Linked DNA regions of Homo sapiens: region 1 is linked to region 2. A link is an interaction called in ENCODE POLR2A ChIA-PET data of the cell type or tissue named here. Cell type or tissue: Caco-2. All regions are shown on one strand. Links, peaks and the distances in the headings refer to the core of each region. The heading gives the core; the rest is flanking DNA.

Evidence for each region. Peaks named below come from ENCODE experiments on the same cell type or tissue, not always from the same donor. Only the 100,000 strongest peaks of a DNase experiment are listed, where the experiment ranks them.
Region 1: POLR2A ChIA-PET joins it to region 2 with 10 read pairs; 2 of 35 experiments call an interaction of 5 or more read pairs at or near these places.

What each region holds. Positions count from the first base shown.
Region 1 is chr20:49,006,785-49,010,863 of GRCh38, reverse strand. ARFGEF2 (ARF guanine nucleotide exchange factor 2) reads right to left here. Exons shown (of 39, transcript NM_006420.3): 27 at 460-632. Among named protein-coding and RNA genes, the nearest start is that of CSE1L-DT, 37 kb to the left of the region's middle. In Caco-2, for the core only: no CTCF peak of the experiment used is centred there; no DNase peak of the experiment used is centred there.
Region 2 is chr20:47,137,717-47,141,795 of GRCh38, reverse strand. The region is part of intron 9 of EYA2 (EYA transcriptional coactivator and phosphatase 2); the gene reads right to left. Among named protein-coding and RNA genes, the nearest start is that of MIR3616, 27 kb to the left of the region's middle. In Caco-2, for the core only: no CTCF peak of the experiment used is centred there; a DNase peak (open chromatin) is centred at 1,695.

The sequences.
Region 1 (4,079 bases), core at 567-3,066, 1.9 Mb before region 2:
AGTTTTTGCTCTTCTGTGCATGCACATGTTGGCAAATGACCACAAAAGCACCATGAGTACTGGTTGTGGAGTTATTAATGTATATACATTTTAGTGAGTATACACACGGAATCCACCAATAATGAGGATTGACTGTAATTCTTTCATAGTCATTAGAGTGGCCTTGGGATTGATTTGACTTTCAAATTTCATCTGGCTTGAAATAACATTCACGTTTATCTGCTGGACCCCAACTGACTGATAACAGGAAAGGCCATTTAGAGAAGGCAAGGAGAAAGTCAAAACAGAGTTAAGATCAAGATTAATACTCATCAAGCGCTTACAACACGGCCTGGCACATTACTATATCACAGTAGAGCCAAGGTAGGGAAGCCCCTGTAGGTAGTAAAATAGACAGCAAGTGACACTCTTCTAGACTTGCAGGTGGGACATTAGTAGGGAGGGAACAGAGCCACTTACTGACAATGTGGCAAGTGGTCTGGAAGGCCAGCTCCACAATGTTCCCATCATGATCAGAGGCTGCCTGGTGGAACACGGCAAAGATGTTCTTCCAACCTGAGCGGATGTTGGCCGCCTGGGAGTTCACCATCTGGGCAATGCAGCGGATCGCCATGTCCCGGATGGTGGGAGACCTGAGGAAAGAATGGGACGGCCATATCGTCTGTACTTTGGAGAATGGGAAGAGAAATGAACATAGCTCATCCCTTAGAAGCAGCACTTAAACATTTCTTATAGCACACAGCAATCCACATTTGGGCTCTGCCCCGTTTCCTCTCACTTCCATTCCAAACCTAGCATGCTGCATAGAGCTACAACCACCATCCTGCAATCACGAAACAATAAACTCAAGGTTGAGAAGCTGACCCTCTGAATGGAAGAACAAAAGGAAAAAGCCTGGGTCTCAAATAAATGGTCCCTATCCAGGCCATGGAACCAAAGTTGAATGCTTGCCTCTGACTTCTTTCTTGTTACGAAAACAATAAATAGCCTTGTGGTTTAAGTCACTGCTGGTCAGTTTTTCTGGCCAAAAACATTTCAAATAATATAATTCTGCCACCTAGAGATAATCATTACTAAATTCTTGTGTGTATCTTCTTAAGATTTTTGGGTAGGGATATACCTATGTGATAAACACATATATGTGGATTGGAGTATACATATATAGTTTAAGGTGCAATGTTTACCTAAATTATTATAAAGTAAAACCTGAAGACAGAGAAAATGGCTGATTTTCTGGAACAGCTGCAATTGTCTCTCAACCTGTTAAGACATACAATTATGGAGGAACCTTATTATCTCACAAATAGCAAGAAGGAAAGCTATATAAGCCTACTGCTTCGATAGTACTATCTTTAAAAGTCAGTACAGTGGCCTTGGGACTACAGGTTTGACTTTCAATTTTTTTTTTTTTTTTGAAACAAGGTCTTGCTCTGTTGCCCAGGCTGGAATGCAGTAGAGCGACCTCGACTCATTGCAACCTCTGCCTCCCAGGCTCATGACTTTCAAATTTTATCTGGCTTAGAATGACATTCATGTTTGTCTTCCAGGCTCACACTAACCAATAACAGGAAAGGCCATTTAGAGAAGGCAAGGAGAAAGTCAAAACAGTTAAAAATTAGCTGAAAGTTCACAAAGTAAACATGTCACCTGCAGATAACAAAGGACTGACTACACAACATAAGTAACTTCCAATATATAATAAAAATGAATTCATGGTTGTCTCCCCATGGAGAATAAAGCAACTTGTTGACAAAACTATATTTATTATAATGTTTTTTTGCCTGATTGTTAAAAGAAAGATATGATGATAGTAAAAGTTTTGGAAAATACAGAAAAAGTATGATAAAAAAAAATTTACCTGTGCATGGTGGTTCACACCTGTAATCCCAGCACTTCGGGAGGCCGAAGCAGGTGGATCACTTGAGGTCAGGAGTTCAAGACCAGCCTGGCCAACACGGTGAAACCCCGTCTCTACTAAAAATACAAAAATTAGCTGGACATAGTGATGCACGCCTGTGATTCCAGGTACTTGGGAGGCTGAGGGAGGAAAATAGTTTGAACCTGGGAGGCAGAGATTGTAGTGAGCCGAGATTGCACCACTGTACTCCAGCCTGGGCGACAGGGCAAGACATCTCAAAAAAAAAAAAAAAAAAAAACCTTTACATGATATATGGTATTTCATATGGAGAGATACACGTTTCACTATCTCTATTATATTGTCTGTCCAATTCTATAACCTGTCCATTTCTCTAAAGTATTAGTCATTTCCCACATTATAAACATTGTGAACTTTTTTTTTTTTGAGATGGAGTTTCTCTCGTCATTCAGGCTGGAGTGCAGTGGTGCGATCTTGGCTCACTGCAACCTCCACCTCCCAGGTTCAAGTGATTCTCCTACCTCAGCCTCCTGAGTAGCTGGGACTACAGGCATACACCACCACACCCGGCTAATTTTTGTATTTTTAGTAGAGACGGGGTTTCAGCATGTTGGCCAGGCTGGTCTCGAATTCCTGACTTCAGGTGATCCGCCTGCCTCGACCTCCCAAAGTGCTGGGATTACAGGTGTGAGCCACCACACCCGGCCAAACATTGTGAACATTTTTAACAGCAAAACAATATCCCATGTTGTACCGGTACCAACATTTACTTTAACACTTGTTTATTTAGATAGTTTGTTTTTTTCTAGAAAACTATTTTCTGTGACATATAACGCTTTACTATATTTCACATTAACTGCTTTGGAGAATTACAGAAGTGTGGAATTACTGAGTCAAAGGGGCATAAAAATATCAGGATTCTTGACACTTATCACCAAAATGCTTTTAGAAATGTTACAGTTAAGTTACAGTTCCACCAACAGTATCTGAGAGTGCCTGGCAACATGTGATTCTAAACTCACTCTGCCCCTTTTCAAATGGGAATAGGATAGGCAGGGAAGGCCTGGAGTTAGGAGTTGAGGGCTTCCGTGCAATTAGGCTTGCACACGTGGCTTGGCCATGTGAGGACTCAGTCTCCTCAGGCACTCTCAATGGTGTTCCTAAAGGTAGGAAAATACTTTTGTGTATTTGCTAAAGTAAAGGGTGATGCCAGACTCTGGGTTTAATTTTGGTTCTCTTAAAATGAGCAATAAAGCAGACATACAGACACTAGGAGAAAGAGAGACATGTCAAGGAAACTTTTCTGGTACCCTTTTATTCACTACCCTAACAGCCTGCTCTGGCATCCAGCTTGGGAGCTCCCATTTTCTTAAAAAAAAAAAAAAAAAAAAAAAAGCAACACCAGGTGTGGCGGCTCACGCCTGTAATCCCAGCACTTTGGGAGGCCAAGGCAGGTGGATCACTTGAGGTCAGGGGTTTGAGACCAGCCTGACCAGCATGGTGAAACCCCATCTCTACCAAAAATACAAAATTAGCTGGGCATGGTGGTGCATGCCTGTAATCCCAGCTACTTGGGAGGCTGAGGCAGGAGAATTGTTTGAACCAAAGAGGCAAAGGTTGCAGTAAGCTGAGATCATACCATTACACTCCAGCCTCGGCAAAAAGAGCAAAACTCCGTCTCAAAAAAAAAAAAAAAAGATCCAGGCTGATCTGAAGTACACTTTTTAGGGGAATAGCAGACAAGAGGAATTAGGTCCAAAAGTCATCCTTGACATCTCTTCCTTTATGCTCCATGGCCAATTCATCAGCACATGGTGTAAGATTCCCTTTCCAAATGTGCACAGAATCTAATCCATCACTGCCACTGCTCCCACCTTGGTCCAAACCTGGACAACTACAATGGCCTCCTACCTCATCCTAATGGTCCTCATTTTCCATGGATAAATGCAGGGTGATCCTTTAAAATGTCAGATCATTTCACTTCTCTGCTTAAAATCCTCCAATGGCAGGCCGGCCACGGTAGCTCGTGCCTGTAATCCCAGCACTTTGGGAGGCCCAGGTGGGCGGATCATGAGGTCAGGAGAGACTCCGTCAAAAAAAAAAACAAAAACCTCCAACGGCTTCCATCTTTCACAGAGAGCAAACCAAAGTGCTGACAATGGCCGACAGCTCCTATGTGAGCTAGGCACCCTGCCACCACTGG
Region 2 (4,079 bases), core at 700-3,199:
TTTTGATCAGAAGTTTTTAGGAGCCAGTGCACACTTCCCCATGCACTCTCTTTTCTCACTTCACAAGGCTGCAAGTATTCTGGATATTTATTCTGTTAGCCTGGAAGGCAGCTATGTTCACCAATGCCCACACATATTCTGTTGGCTTGGGTTCCAGAATAAAGATGATGTGGATCAGAGATACAGCTGACCACAATGGACATGTATCATAAATGAGAAGTAGATGAGATTTTGGGGATGTTTGTTACTGCAGCATGCCCTTACCTATCCTAACCGATACACATGGAAAATATGCAGCACAATGGTTTCCACCCCTGGATACATATTGTGATGCTCTGAGAAGCCTTTAAAAATCCTGATGCCCAGGCTGCTCTCCAGACCAATAAAATCAGAATTGCTGACAGCAGGGTCCAGGCACCAAGAAGTTTAAAGCTCCCCAGGTGATTTCAATATGCAGTCAAGGTTAAGAACCACTAGTCTAGATTTCAATATGCAGTCAAGGTTAAGAACCACTAGTCTAGGAGGATATAAAACACACTGTTAATAATATTCCTGGCTAATATTCCTGGCTAATATCTATGAAGTGCTTTCTCTGTGCCACTTTATAAGTATTAACTCATTTAATCCCCACCAAACTCTGTGAGGTGAACACTATTATTTTTCCATTGCTATGGTTTGGATTTGGTTTGTTCCTGTCACAACTCGTGTTGAAATTTGATCTCCAATGTGGCAGTGTTGGGAGGTAAGGCCTAGTAGGAGGTGTTTGGGTCATGAATAGATTAATGCCTTCCCATGAGAGTCAGTGAATTCTCAGTCTCTCAGGAATAGATTAGTTTCCAAGAGTGTGAGTTGTTAAAAGAGTTGACTTCCTCTCTCCCCATGTGATCTTTGCACACGTTGACTCCCCTTCCACTTTCCACCATGAATGGAAGCAGCTTGAGGCCCTCACCAGGTACAGCTACCCAATCTTGAACTTGCCGATCCCCAGAATCATAAGTCAAATAAACCCCTTTTCTTTATAAATTATCCAGCCTCAGGTACTCTATTATAGCAACACTAAATGGACTAAAACACCCATTTTATAGATGAGAAAATGGAGGCATACAAAGGTTAGGCAACTTGTTCAAGGCCATACAAGCTAACAAATGCTGAGATTAGAACATAGGTAATCTGGTTCTGGAACAACACTGCTTCTGAGGACTCAAAGGGGCTGAGTTGGGAGAGGAGCGACAGGGGCCTTGTCCCCTTGCTCCATACAGTCCTTTTCCTGTTTAAATTTTTCACTGGAGGCTATATTATTTCTATTATAAAAATAAATAATTAAGGACATAAACCCTTTTTGACCCTTAAAAAAAAAGAAAGAAAAAAATGCAGCTGGTGATCTCAGCTTCACACACACAACTGTGAAGAATCAGGCCCAGGAACACAGCCATTAGGCAAAACACTTCATCAAGGCCCCGAGAGCCAAAGCTTAGCACTCTTGGTCCTGGCTGGAAGTCGATGGGGCAGGGTACTCAGTGAAAAATGAAGAGCAAATGAGGAAAACAAACTTCTCAGGGCCTAGGAGGGAATCGTGTGTGACCTGGGAAAAGGTTTTGCATTACTCATATCCAAAGCATTTCACCTCTGCACAATCACACACTCCTCTTTGACGGAGCAATTCGTGCACCTAATCACTGATTACCAACCCTCCATGTACTGGACAAGAAGCAAGAAGGAGCTGCCACCCAGACTTGTTTGCTGAAAGGATTTATTCTGAAAGTTGTCACCTCCCAGGCCAGCACACAGAGAAGGAAAAGTAATTATTGCATACCAAATGACTTCTCTGTGAAGAGTATTTATATAGTTGTAAGAAGGCAAATACCGCATATTGGTAAAGCTCAAGTTATGATTGACTGATACTGGGAAGACATGAAGAGAAAGTTTGCATGTGTGTGTTGGGGTCAAGGGTGAGAAAAGAGAGCTCAATTAGTATATTTTGGGAAGCCAGAGATCATGCCTACAATGGGGGGAAAAAAAGAATCAAGAAGTAGCACCTAAGGATGTTACTTAGAAATTTGGGAGTGAGGCTGGGTGCAGTGGCTCACACCTGTAATCCAGTGCTTTGGGAGGCCGAGGCGGGTAGATCATTTGAGGTCAGGAGTTCGAGACCAGCCTGACCAACATGGAGAAACCCCGTCTCCACTAAAAGTACAAAAATTAGCCGGGTGTGGTGGCGCATGCCTGTAATCCCAGCTATTCGGGAGGCTGAGGCAGAATTGCTTGAACCCAGGAGGAGGAGGTTGTGGTGAGCCGAGATTGTGCCACTGCACTCCAGCCTGGGCAACAAGAGTGAAACTCCGTACCAAAAAAATAAAATAAAATAAAAATAATTTGGAGGTTACATTTTTAAAGGCAGCAGCAAGAGTTGTTGCCCCTGGGCAGGAAAAAAGGGTGGTGGGCAGTCACTGAGGACTGCTGTTTTCCATATATATTCCTTTGTAGAACTATGAATATTAAACTATAGGCATATATTTCTTGGATTAACAATTTAAAAATAACAGGCAACATACTCAGTAATTCCACTTTTCATTATCTATCCTACAGAAAATCTCATACACATGAGCAAGGGGACATATCGAAGATGTTCATTACAGAATTGTTAGTAAATAGCAAAAGATTGGGAATAATTTAGCTATCACTTCAAAGCAGACTTGAAAAATGAAATGTGGTCTATTCATACAATGGGAAATGAAATTTCAATGGAAGGAAATGCACCAGATCTCCATGTATTAACAGGGACACATCAAAAAATACACTGGAGTGAAAAAAAGTTTTCTGATTGCATTATGTACTATGTACTGTATGTTATTACCGTTTATTAGAGACACATAAAATGTTACTATATTTTCCATGTGCACTTACATATTTATACATATCTGAAAGGCTGTACACAAAAAGAAAGGCAGTTACTTCTAGAAGGCAGAGAGGAAGGAACAGGAATTAAAAGTGATGGTCAAAGTGAACTTCAGTATTATCTAGAATATTCTAGATTTTTTTTTTTTTTGAGACAGGGTCTCACTTTGTCACCCAGAGTAGAGTGGCACAATCTTGGCTCACTGCAGCCTCGACCTCCCAGGTTCAAGTGATCCTCCTGCCTCAGCCCCCAAGTAATTGGGACTACAGGTGTGCACCACCACGCCTGGCTAATTTTTTTGTATTTTTTTTTGTAGAGACAGGGGTTTCACCATGTTGCCCAGGCTGGTCTCAAACTCCTGAGCTCAAGCGATCCACCCACCTCGGCCTCCCAAAGTGCTAGGATTACAGGCGTGAGCCACCATGCCCAGCCTTCTAGAATTTTTTAAAAGAGAAGGGATTCAAATACTTATCATGTAATTAAACATTTTTCTAAAGATTGAAGACACCCAAATGTTTATATGATGAGCCTTTAGAATACCCACCTACTCTTGGAGCATTCTTATTATTTCAGATTTTCCTAAGATTGTTTTAAGCTATGTAGGTGGTACCTCTGTTCAAAAAACACGATAAAAACTAGTTGCACAGAGGCAGAAAAGTCTGGAATAGCCTCAGAAAAGCAAGGCTAACTCAGGAGTCAAGTAACACAGTGTTGCCCTGGGTCAGAACACTTTTTTTTTTTTAATTTTTAGTTTATTATTATTATACTTTAAGTTTTAGGGTACATGTGCACAATGTGCAGGTTAGTTACATATGTATACATGTGCCATGCTGGTGTGCTGCACCCATTAACTCGTCATTTAGCATTAGGTATATCTCCTAAAGCTATCCCTCCCCCCTCCCCACACCCCACAACAGTCCCCAGAGTGTGATGTTCCCCTTCCTGTGTCCATGTGTTCTCATTGTTCAATTCCCACCTATGAGTGAGAATACGCGCTGTTTAGTTTTTTGTTCTTGCGATAGTTTACTGAGAATGATGATTTCCAATTTCATCCATGTCCCTACAAAGGACATGAACCCATCATTTTTTATGGCTGCATAGTTTATCCAAGTAGGAAATGTTTTTCCAGGGTTGCAGAGAGCAAGAAACTAAAAGAAAAAAAAATTTGGTGGTGACTCAGTAT